Regions from separate parts of the Homo sapiens genome. Here regions 2 and 3 are each linked to region 1. A link is a contact called in ENCODE Hi-C or POLR2A ChIA-PET data. All regions are on one chromosome and are shown on one strand. The core of a region is the stretch at or near the end of the contact, and the rest is flanking DNA. Distances in the headings are between cores, read along the strand shown.

What was found. A loop is a pair of places that touch in the nucleus more often than their neighbours do. ChIA-PET counts read pairs that join two places held with the same protein, here RNA polymerase II (POLR2A). Pooled maps may share reads with other maps.
Region 2: a loop to region 1 is called in a map of B cell, with 13 times the contacts of the local background. The contact joins the promoter of SOCS4 here to the promoter of PSMC6 in region 1. A Hi-C loop is called at or near these places in 2 of 168 maps with a recorded cell type or tissue (B cell and psoas muscle) and 6 of 50 pooled maps.
Region 3: a loop to region 1 is called in a pooled map, with 6 times the contacts of the local background. The contact joins the promoter of SAV1 here to the promoter of PSMC6 in region 1. A Hi-C loop is called at or near these places in 6 of 50 pooled maps. POLR2A ChIA-PET finds 5 or more read pairs at or near these places in 2 of 52 experiments (PC-9 and activated naive CD4-positive, alpha-beta T cell).

What each region holds. Positions count from the first base shown.
Region 1 is chr14:52,705,259-52,709,079 of GRCh38, forward strand. PSMC6 (proteasome 26S subunit, ATPase 6) reads left to right here and starts at 1,942. Exons shown (of 14, transcript NM_002806.5): 1 at 1,942-2,046; 2 at 3,051-3,130; 3 at 3,225-3,264; 4 at 3,506-3,558. The coding sequence starts at 1,962. RefSeq lists enhancers at 1,493-1,602, 1,623-1,682, 1,983-2,232, 2,253-2,302.
Region 2 is chr14:55,025,601-55,029,421 of GRCh38, forward strand. SOCS4 (suppressor of cytokine signaling 4) reads left to right here and starts at 1,636. Exons shown (of 3, transcript NM_199421.2): 1 at 1,636-1,871. It overlaps WDHD1 (WD repeat and HMG-box DNA binding protein 1), which reads right to left and starts at 1,499. Exons shown (of 26, transcript NM_007086.4): 1 at 1,428-1,499; 2 at 1,111-1,203. The coding sequence starts at 1,187. RefSeq lists enhancers at 1,321-1,848, 1,849-2,375 and a silencer at 1,477-1,526.
Region 3 is chr14:50,666,254-50,670,074 of GRCh38, forward strand. It overlaps SAV1 (salvador family WW domain containing protein 1), which reads right to left and starts at 2,053. Exons shown (of 5, transcript NM_021818.4): 1 at 1,621-2,053. The coding sequence starts at 1,714. RefSeq lists an enhancer at 1,051-1,120 and silencers at 1,481-1,610, 1,721-2,290.

The DNA.
Region 1 (3,821 bases), core at 692-3,191:
AAAAAAGAAAAATAGAATGGAATATTCACACAATACCCATGAGAATTGTTCCTAATAAATTTGAAGGCATCCTTTATGTGACTTTGGGTCATTAATTTACAAAAATTTGTACTTTATTTGTATATTTAGGATGTATATATTTAAACTCAAACATTCATGGCCATTGGATAAGGTGAGACCAAATGGAATCTATTTGGAGAATTTTACTCATGTTTTTTGGACAACAATTAATTGTCCCCAGGAACAATGATAGCAAGAGGTATAGCAATGAGGACCTGTAATGCAAAAATTGGAGTCATTACTACCCTTAAAATAAATATCTATTCAAAAGAACACTATTGAGTACATGCCATGTGGCAGATGTTGTGTTTAGGCACATTATCCTATTTAATACTCATGACAACCCCATTAGATAAGTGCAATTATTATGATCATTTTACAGAGATATTGAGGGAGTATGTAATTTTCCCCAAATCACAAAAATCTGAAAGTTGGCCAGGCGTCGTGGCTCACGCCTGTAATCCCAACACTTTGGGAGGCTGAGGCGGGCGGATCACTTGAGGTCAGTAGTTGGAGACCAGCCTGGCCAACATGGTGAAACCCCATTCCTACTGAAAATACAAAAATGAGCCGGGCGTGGTGGCGGGCGCCTGTAATCCCAGCTTCTCAGGAGGGTGAGGCACGACAATCGCTTGAACCCGGGAGGCAGAGGTTGCAGTGAGCCAAGATCGCACCACTACACTGCAGCCTGGGTGACAGAGTGAGACACAGACTCAAAAAAAAAAAAAAAAAAAAAAAAATCTGGCCGGGCGCAGTGCCTCACACCTGTAATCCTAGCACTTTGGGAGGCTGAGGAGGGTGGATCACCTGAAGTCAGCAGTTCGAGACCAGCATGGCCAACATGGCGAAACCCCGTCTCTACTAAAAATACAAAAATTAGCCGGTTGTGGTGGCGCACACCTGTAATGCCAGCTACTCCGGAGGCTGAGGAAGGAGAATTGCTTGAACCCGGGAGGTGGAGGTTGCAGTGAGCTGAGATCGCGTCACCGCTCCAGCCTGTGCGGCAGGAGCAAGACTCCATCTCAAAAGTAAATAAATAAATACATAAATCTGAAGGTTCTATCAGACTTCAAAGTTCCTGCCTCAGCCTACTTCAGCATCTTTATCTTGTACCCCACATCTCTACAACCCACCCCCTACTGGTCTCATTGGCCTCCTTTCTGTTCCTGGAAGTGAGTCAAGCTTTCTACCCACAACCCCCACCCCACTCCACTCCAGGACTTGCACTGTTTGTTTAGGTTTTCTTCAGTTGTTGCAAGGCTGGCTCCTTCTCATCTCAGATATCTGTTCTAGATTAATTCTTCCCACCATACTTCTCACCGTGTTTTAATTCCTTCACAGTATTTGTTAAACTCTGAAGTTTTTTTTATTATTATTTCCTATCAAATGATAAGCAGATCTACCTTTAATACCTCATTCACTGACTGAATGGATGAATAAAACTGTCTACTTCTCCAGCACGTGGAGGTCTTGGACAGTACTGTGTTATAACAAAGGCCATCTGTGTTGTGTCGACAGGCCATCGGAACTCCTTTGAGGTATTACACATTTCCTACTTCACTTCCATCTCAGTTTATTACAGAGCCTTTTATACTTCCGGGACAGCAGTGACTTAATACTGAGGCCTCTCAGGGGAAGACCGGGATAACTGAGTCCTGCTTTACCTATCTCGGCTTGCAAGAAACGGTATAGGTGGAGGCCTCTTTCAGTGTATGCCGGCGCTCTAGGTGAACCGAGACATAGAGGTGGAAGTGGAGTAGAAAGACGGGGCCAACCGGAAGGGGAGGGCTCATGGGCGAACCCACCCCTCCAGGCAGGGTTTCGCCCCTCGCCCCGCCCCTTCCCCCGCCCGGACGGCCATGGCCATTCCCGGCATCCCCTATGAGAGACGGCTTCTCATCATGGCGGACCCTAGAGATAAGGCGCTTCAGGACTACCGCAAGAAGTTGCTTGAACACAAGGAGATCGACGGCCGTCTTAAGGAGTGTGAGTGCACCTTTCTTTCCATTTAATCAAGTGCCTCGACTCGCTTCTGCCTCTGACAAAGCAGAAGCCTTTCGCCGAGCCCGGCAACCGAGCCTTAGAGATGACCAGGCCTAGGGCCAGGGACAAGGCGCTTTGTCATCCGGCCCTGAGCTTGTGGAGCAGCACTCCTTCGGGTGTAGAAATGGCCCAGTCCAGCCCGGGTGACAGAACATCGGCGGCCTTGAGGTGAAAATGAAAAAGAAGTAGAGGAGGAGTGGGGAAGTGGGCCGAGGATGTTTCCCAGGTTAGGGTGCAAGAAGGGCAGTCTTGGTGGAGTCCCGGGACTTGGAGAGGGGAAGGCGCTTGAGTCAAGTAAGCTCAAACAAGAGATGAGACTCAGGGAGTCGGCTTGTTCTTGGAGTCGAAAGACGGCCGCGGAGCTTAAGAGAGAAGTGTTCCAGTTGTCATAATAACCCATATCGTCTTGTGTTTCGTGTTGTACTGTATCAGGCATACAAATTTCCCTTACCTCCTGAGTGCTTAACTTTTTTTTCCAGTGCATTTTCATTGAAAAGCATGAGTAGTTTAATTAAATGGAGGACCATAATTACATGATTCTGTGGAGAACTGCATTTGTTGACTTTATTTAGGGTAGAATGTCAGAGAACAATCCACGTGGGTAGGTGAAGAGGTGAGGAAGGGTCTAAGTGATTATCATTCGGATTTGTAGTCGCAAATCCTAAGTGTCAGGGTGTCAATATCTTCTAAGACTATAACTTAAGATGTGCTTAAACAAGTATTGCCGATCAACAAAGTAAAAGTATGGTGCTTTCTCTGTAACATTTTGTTGTTATACATGCCACCTACTCATTACAAACAGCATTATTTCTTTTATGGTTTGAAACAGTGGATGTGAAACTTAGGTAAAGTGAAGTAGACTTACGTAAACAGTAAAGTGAGACGTAGCGACTTAAACACACTAAGATTACTGTTCAATTAAAAATGTTCAAATTGTATTATTTCAGTAAGGGAACAATTAAAAGAACTTACCAAGCAGTATGAAAAGTCTGAAAATGATCTGAAGGCCCTACAGAGTGTTGGGCAGGTAGGTGATGGAGTTTGGGGAATAGGGGGTGATGGTAATTTGCTTTTTTATTTAGCTGTTGCCAAAAAGTAATGCTTTTTATTTTCTTCCTTAGATCGTGGGTGAAGTGCTTAAACAGTTAACTGAAGAAAAATGTGAGTGATGAATTAGCTTATTAATTAGTAAAGAAACAGTCCACCTCTCTCTCACTTTTGAAATGCTTATTATTTTAATGACAATAATGCAGAGAGAGAGAGTATTTTTGAATAGACTTAAGTTTTCCTTCAACTAATGTCTCCTTGGAGGACAGAAATACAACTAAACCCTCTGTCAACGTGGGTATGTATTTTTTTACTTTCTATTTTTCAATTAGTTCTTTTATGTTTTTTCTTCTAGTCATTGTTAAAGCTACCAATGGACCAAGATATGTTGTGGGTTGTCGTCGACAGGTAATACTTTATATTTGTATAGTGCCTGATGATTGACAAAGCAGTTTCATGTAAGTTATTGTCTCTAATTCTTGAGGCAAGCAGGTGGAGCATTTATGCCCATAACTCACAAGGATGATTTGTTCAGACATAGCTAGTTATTAACAAAGCCTGAATTCAAACCATGGGCTTTGACTCCTGGCATTCCGTACTTTCTACTGTATTACATTGTCTCAGTCAGATCTGTTAATAGCCACTTAGAAATAAAAGTATTTTAGAACTGG
Region 2 (3,821 bases), core at 386-2,885, 2.3 Mb after region 1:
ACATCTCTCTGCTTCAAGCCTTTAATACCTTCTCAGTGCTTTTAGGATAAAACGAGATTCCTTAATAAAGTCCAGAAGGTCTTGGATAGGACATCCATTGCCTAACTTCACAGATTCATCTCTCACTAAACTCTGCATCACTCTCCACATTTTAGTAAGGCTAGTTTTCCTTCAGTTCTTTGAGCATACCATGATCCCTGGCCCCATTGGGCCTTTACACACAGTATTGCCTCTGCTTACTATGCCAACATCACCACCCCACCGCCACCACCACTCATCTCTTTATACTGCTTAATGCCTGCTCCGTCTTCAGATGGCGTCTCAAGAAACACTTGTCCAAAGAAGCCTTCCCTGACTCCTTTAACTAGATGAGCTTCTCCTCATACATGTTTATCACTGCACATATTACTTGTTTCTAAATACACATTTATTTTTGTGATTAATTTGTGTTCAATGCCTGTCAATCCAAAAAGACCTTAAGCTCAAAGGAGGAAAAGACTGTGTCTGGTTCGCTCTATTCTATCTGTAGTCCCCAGCAAAAGAGACACACAAGTATTTTTTCAATGAATCAATCAACATAGAAGCGACAGTGGAAGCCGTGCAATCGAGCAGTAGTGCGTAAGAATGGGACTTGGAAAGATAAAAGGGACCAGAATAACCGTAGGAAAATATTATAGTTTAGGAATCAGAGGAAAAAATTGTTTTAAGCCGTCAAAAAGTTAAAAAAAAATAAGCAAAAAGGGAAATAGCATCACTAAAGGCATGGAAGGATATCATTCCAAACAGAACAGGCCACTGAATTTGACAAGTAGGCAGTAACTAGTGATCTGACAAAATTAATAATGTAAGATGCAGGGAAGGGGAAAATATATGGAGAGAAGCTCGCATCTTTCCAACTCCTCTGGAAGTACGATTATAACTTTGTCGATATACTACAACTACCATGACGGCCCGAATCAAACAATAATCTAAAGAAATATGTGTGCCATTTTAGATTTCAACATTATTCCTCTATCCGCATGAGTCATTTTTAGCTGACTGCACATATAAAGTTTAAGGATAAATGTTTTAACATTTGCACCTAAAACGTTGTTTCTCAAAGAACCTTACCTCCCAGAATCATCAAAACAGACCTCCGTGTGTCCCTCTGTATGCCCATATCTCATTGGCTTCCGTGTGGCAGGCATGTTTTCCTTTACCTATCTGAAAATGTTTTATAAAAGCCAGTCTTATTATTTCAAAAGAGAAAAGCAGCGAGGCTAGGGATAGGAAGAGAGCTTAGTCTCCTCTAGGGCCCGTTCTCCGCAGCCCGGTTTCCCCCACCCGAGTGACACCAGCGGGATAAGGCAGAGGGTCTGTCAGACAATAAGCCGGAAAGGGAACACGCATCTCCTTGGTGGACGCGGGCAGCCGGAGTGGGGACTCACCCGGGTGACCGAGCCTCCGCCACTGAGGATCCACAAGAGCTGCTTCCCGCGCTTCGGCTCGCTCACCACACTGCGCCTGCGCCGACCCGCCCACGCCCAGCGCAGGTCCCGACAGAGGTCGCCGGGTGGTGGCGTCAGCTGCGGCGCCCTCCGCGTGGAAATTAGCCGGTTGCCCGGGCAAATCAGGGAGGAAGGGAGGGAGCTGAACACGGAAGTGGTGGCGGCGCCCAGGGAACCGGCGGAGGCGATGACCGTGACGGCTGGGTTGGGACCGGAACGCCGAAGCGGGGTTGGGGGTGGCAGAAAAGCATCTGCTTTGTAAGACCTACACGAGGTGCAGGAGTGGTTGGGCCTCCCCTCTCCACTTAAGCAAGCGCCCAGACTGATGGCGATGGTGATGGCAGCAGTTACTCGCACAACCCCAGTTAAGCTGCGCTCCGGGAGGTGAGTGGGGGAAGGGTGGCCGCTGCCTGGCCTCGCAGGCCGGGGTCTTGTTCCTGCCCTCCAGGCTCTCCTCCCAGGAAACAATATCCGGATCCCTAAAAGGATCCGGTCTCTTTCTTGGGGCCCAGTTAGCAGACAGATCTTTGAGCATCTTCTCTGGAAAAGAAGGCGAGATCTTCTAGAGCCTCTAATCTTGGCATCCTTCGTGCCCTCACCTTGTCGCTTCTGTAGAGATAAAGAAGGAATGACTTAATTTCTGTTCCGGTTGGTTCTCTTGGTACCTGAAGGTATAATTAATTAATGCTCAATTAATGCTTATTCTTTGCGACTCTATATATCCGTTATGAAGAAAGTAACTTGTGTTCTCTATTCAGATCCCACCTAAAGTTTACTGAAGTGAATATTTATAACCAAAAGAAGAGTTATAACTTAGTAGCCTTGAGCACTTACATTTGATCCATGCAATATCTGCTAAAGTCTTGGCCACTAAGTTTAAGTTTATGCTTTTCTTGTATCTTCATTCTCCATATTGGTACAGCAGCCTGTGATGAAAACCTTCAGAATGATATTCTTTCATTTGTACTTATCTTTGAGAATTTTTCTGCGTTTTTGTGATACCTTCCAGTATCAATCACATTTATTTTATTACCTGAGACGTTTTTCTGTTGAAGAGGTTTCCCTATTGTTTTTTTCAATCTAGTTCCATTGTGAAAAGTTGCAAACACACAGGCAAACCGTCGTGTTCTTACCGTGGGTGGCATTGTGTGAGGCGTTGTTTTTAGTACTAGAGCTCCAGATAGCCTTGCTAGACGCTGAGGTTTGTATATGAATGAAGAGGAAGAATGATTGGCTTAAAAACAACTTGGGATTTGTGGAAAAATAACCCACTGTTGATCTCCCGAAAGAGCAGTGGTACCAGAGATGATGCTTTCTGAGTGACCTAATTTTTTTTTTTTGGAGATCATTTGTTTTTTGGATAGACTGGCTTATAAATTTTTTCGTTCAAGTAACAATATCATTGGCTAGAGTACATAGAGTTCAAGATGAACTCTCATAATATTCGTCTCTATGTTGAATAAAGCGTGGTGAGATTTCTGGTTAGTACTATTCAGAGCTCAGCATAAGAAGAATCTGCAAATTGGAACAAGTTATAGCTACAAAATGCCTTCACTATAATATCTGTAATACCCATGAGACTATGATTGATGTCCACACATCTGTCATTTTCTCTTATCAATCAAGCCATTTGATTCATAGGTTAAAGAACAATTTTCTTTGCAGATTTTGCATGTATGGTAAAAGCTTGAGCCTCCGAGTTTAACAGTCCTGGGTTTTAATTCTAACTGACACATTGTGTGACCTTGAATATGTTCCTTTACTGAAAATCGAATTCCTCATCTCTAAAATGGAGATGACACCTACCTCCGTCGCATTGTTAGAGTATATAGGAGATACTCATGGATGTATAAAAGTAATTGTTATTAATATCTCATGTTACTAAAGGGGTGCTTTGGGTGGGTATTTAGTGTTTTTTGTTTAAAGTGGGATTTGTTTAAATAATTATCCAGTAAATTTTTCAAATATTAAAAAATGTATTCTTGTTTTTGCTAGTATCATGTTTTCACAATTCCATTTGTTTCAGTCAAATGGCTACAAATTGTAATACCTTCAGTGAGTTTATGGTCTTGCTGAGGGAAATAGACATTCAAACAATATGATCAAGATGATAGTGCAGTAATGAAAGATGTGTAACTTAAATATTAGCAAAATTGTCTAGTTAGTTAAAATAACATAGTTTTTTAAAAAGAAATCAGTGTAGCTGTGTCACTGATAGGAGTATCAAAAATTTTCCAAATGTAGTTATTTGTCATTAACAGTGCTTATCTCATAGGTGTGGGTGGCTAAATGAACTGACTGAAAATGATGCCAAAGTCACAGATTGAATTGCAG
Region 3 (3,821 bases), core at 803-3,302, 2.0 Mb before region 1:
AATGTAGAAGTGGCTCAAAAAACCAAGCCTGAAACTATGTAATTATAATTCAAAATAGTAGATAATAGAACAACAGCTTTTAGGATACAGTACTTTTAAACACGAAACTTGAAAACAGCTTAAGACATTCCCAGTTAGAAAGCAAATACCTTTAAAACAAGACAAAAACCTGAATATGCAGACCCTCTTATTATTCATCAAGTAAACAATATTGGAGACACTCATATTAATAAGCTTCAGAAACTAACACTGGACAGAAACAAATATCTGAATAAATAAGGCTCAACACTTGATGTAACGACAACAAAACAAAGTAGATCAAAAGTTATTTGCTTAACTGTGACAAACATTAACAAAACTGCACGTTCTACACATGTACCCCAGAACTTAAAGTATAATAAAAAGTGTGACAAACATAATTCACGATTTCAAGTAATGTCTGATAAACTTTATTTGCAGCAAACAGCAAGCTATCACTTAAAAACAGCCAGAAACCTAACTGCATGTGTGACTGAAAATCAAGTTGTTAAAAAAAAAAAAAAACAACTTAAAAATCAAGTTTCGAGTTACTGATGTACTCAACTGACATATATTTTGTTGAAAGTATTGCAAGTACCACCATAAATCTGGAAGGCTGACAATGTGGTTATGATGGAAAAACATGCTCTCCCATCTGTGTGATCTTGGGCAAATACTAGAAACCTAACTTTCCCAATTACAATATGAGGTAATACTTAAGTCACAAGGTTACTACCAGCTTCCAAGAAGGAAACTTAAGCAAAGGGCCCAGGGCGCAGTAAGAGCACCAAAATACCAGCTCCATGCCTCACAAATGTCCTGAACACACAAGAATTAAAAATTCAAGAGATTCAACTCAAAAATCAAATACTTACATTAAGAAGAAAAGCAGCGGGGGACCGGAGGTGGGGATTGGGAGTGGGATCTACCCTATTAAAAAAAAAAACTTTTCGAGGGGGGGGTTCTCTAATACGATAGAAATTATTTTGAGTTGCCTTCTTGGAATCTCACGAATATAGCCAAATACAAAGGCTTTTGGCTCTCTGCTCTGCTGTGTAAGAGTGATGAGGCTTTGGGTGGCGGCTACAAGAACGACGGTATGCTTTTCACCTTCTCAAGTCTGCATCCGGCAGCAGGACTAAGGAATTCTGCCCCAGAGTTCGCACAACTTGCAGCACAGTCGAGAGACACCCGCAATGTTTGCAAACATGACGCACATCTCGACGCATCTAAAAGAGTAAAAAGTGTCCCTGTCTAATTACTTTTACTCCTATAGCATTAGGTGATAAGCAATTTAAATGTTTCCTACTCTCTCTTCCAGTAATCAAAACCAACAACTCTGCCTGGTGGGGCGAGGAAGTCTGTTATTTTTAGGGGGTGCTCTTGGGGGGGTTAGGCGCGGGGGGGACTAACCCAAGTTTCTTACTCTTATGGGCTTTCAATCAACGAATACCACTTCAGACACAAGAAAATCTCAAAACCAGTATTTCACGCGACCAAGGACGAAGGAGAAGCCCTGGAGACCCGCCGGCGCCCCCGCCAGGGTCCCCGGAGCACCTGGCCGCCTGGGCCAGGTGTGGGCACGCCCCGCCTGACACTCACTCCGAAGCAGAGGCGACGTCTCCTTCTTCACGTACTTCCCCTGCACCTCGGCCGGCTTGGACACTTCGTTTTTGGTTTTCTTTCGGGACAGCATCCTTCTCGACGAGGCCCGAGGCCGCGCTGAACTGCCTCCCTAGGGCTCCGCGCCGGGCGCCGGCCGTCTCCGCCGCCACCTCCGCCGGCGCCGCCGCCTCCTTCCCTCCCGAGCCGCCGCCTCCGCCGCCGCCTGTCCGGAGCCCGGGGTCGCCCGCAGGGACTGCCGCATGTTCAGGGCGCTAAGCGCGCCGGCCGCCGCTCAGTCGCTGGTCAGTTCCTTCCCGGAAGTCGGCCCGCTCTGCGACGCTGCTCGGGGACGCCGTGAGGAAAGCCCAGCGACGCCGGGCCAGGGCCAGGGCCATGGTCCGCCGCGGGCCGCCGAATAACCGCTACCACTACCGCCGCCGCCGCCTACATCCCGTAAACTTTCCCCGCGGCCGCTGGGAATTCTGGGAAGCTCGACGCAGCGCGGGCCGCCGCTGCCCCTCCCCCACCGCGGCTCCAGGCGCGGCTCCGGCGGCGGGACTCGGGTGCCGGCGCTCTAGGCTACCGGGCCGTCCCCGCCGAGCTGCGGCTGTCCTCACTCATCCTCAGCGAGAAGCAGGTCCTGCCGACTGAGAAGATGAAGGACGAAACCTGCCCCGCTGAGTGCGGGAGTTCGTCGCATGCGCATGTCGTGGAACCTACTCTCCACGAGTTTTTATTGTTGTTGCTTTTGTACCCCCTCGGGATCCCTAGCGGAGGCAGTGACTCTCTTTCCCCCCAAGACGTTGTTCCCTGTTTGAAGGTGTTCTTCCTAATGTTTCCTAGGCTGCTGAATTCAGCTCTCTAAAAAATGCGGAATGCTAACCATGACTCCCAGGCAAGTGCTACACCAAAGCATCTATTCTGCTGGAAACGTTCATGCTGATTAACTAGAAATAAGTTGATCCTCTACTGAGTATCAGGGAGTGCGTTTTTCTATAACAGGAAAAAACGGAAGAATGCAAGATGGAATTTCCAGTACCTCTTTTTAAGATACAATTGGTGTTAGCATATTACAATTATTTTATTGCATCATCACTATCATTAGTATGATTAATAGCCACATATTTCCTCCTGACGTTATGTGTTATGATCTTAGAATTTTGAAGACTTTGACCACTGCGAGTCGGGACCGGGAATTTTCTATCTAAAATAATAGACTCTACTTCCTTCTATATAACTTAGCAAGACTGCCAAATGTACAGGATAACATTTGGAAAATAAGATTGGATTCATCCCCTAGTGACCAAATTAATGCTTTAATAATGAGGAATGCTTTCCCTGAGATCTAAAACATCTCACAAGAGATCTAAGACATATATCACAATTAACAAAAGACATGGAATTTTTTACCACGTAAGATTAAGAAGATGGTCAAATGTTTTACCATGAGCAAACAAAGGAGACATTTGATCTAGTGTCTGTCTCCATATGTTCCCTTGGTGCAGATCTCCCACAATTCATTCATTAACCAGGAAATACTCATTACCCACTGCGCTAGTCGTTTGTGATAGAGCAATAAGCAAAACAGACAAAAATCCCTACTGTCATGGGAAAGAGAAAAAAATGACAAAAAATAAGCAAAACATACTATGTTAGATAGTGATAAGTGATGAAGTGAAAATAAGAGAGGACTCACAATTTTTGAGAGGGTAATAGAGGGACCAGAGAAGGCTCATGAGGAGGTGACATTGGAGTTAAGTGACAGAGTGAGGAAATTGGCCATGCAGCTAACTGGAGGAACAATATTCCAGGCAGAAAGAACAGCAAGTGCAAAGTCGCTGCAAGTGGCCATGTTCCTGGCAGATTGGAGGAACAGTAAGAGGGTTTATGTACTGGAAAAGACGGGGAGACGAATGGGGAATGCAGTTAGAGAGTAACAATAGCCACGGCACCTAGGGCTTTGTAGGCCATTGTAAGGAATGTTACTTTGAGCAGAGGAGTGACATGATCTGAGTTAATGTTTTCATAGGACTGCTTTGGATGCTGTGTGGAGAGTAGACAATGGAGCTAAGGGCAAAAGGGAGATCAGTCAGAAGTTATTGCTGGCTTGGACCCAGGCAATAATAGGTGGAGAGGTAAGTGGACATATTTTAGACATATTTTAAAGAAAGCCAACCAAATTTGCTGACATTGAATAT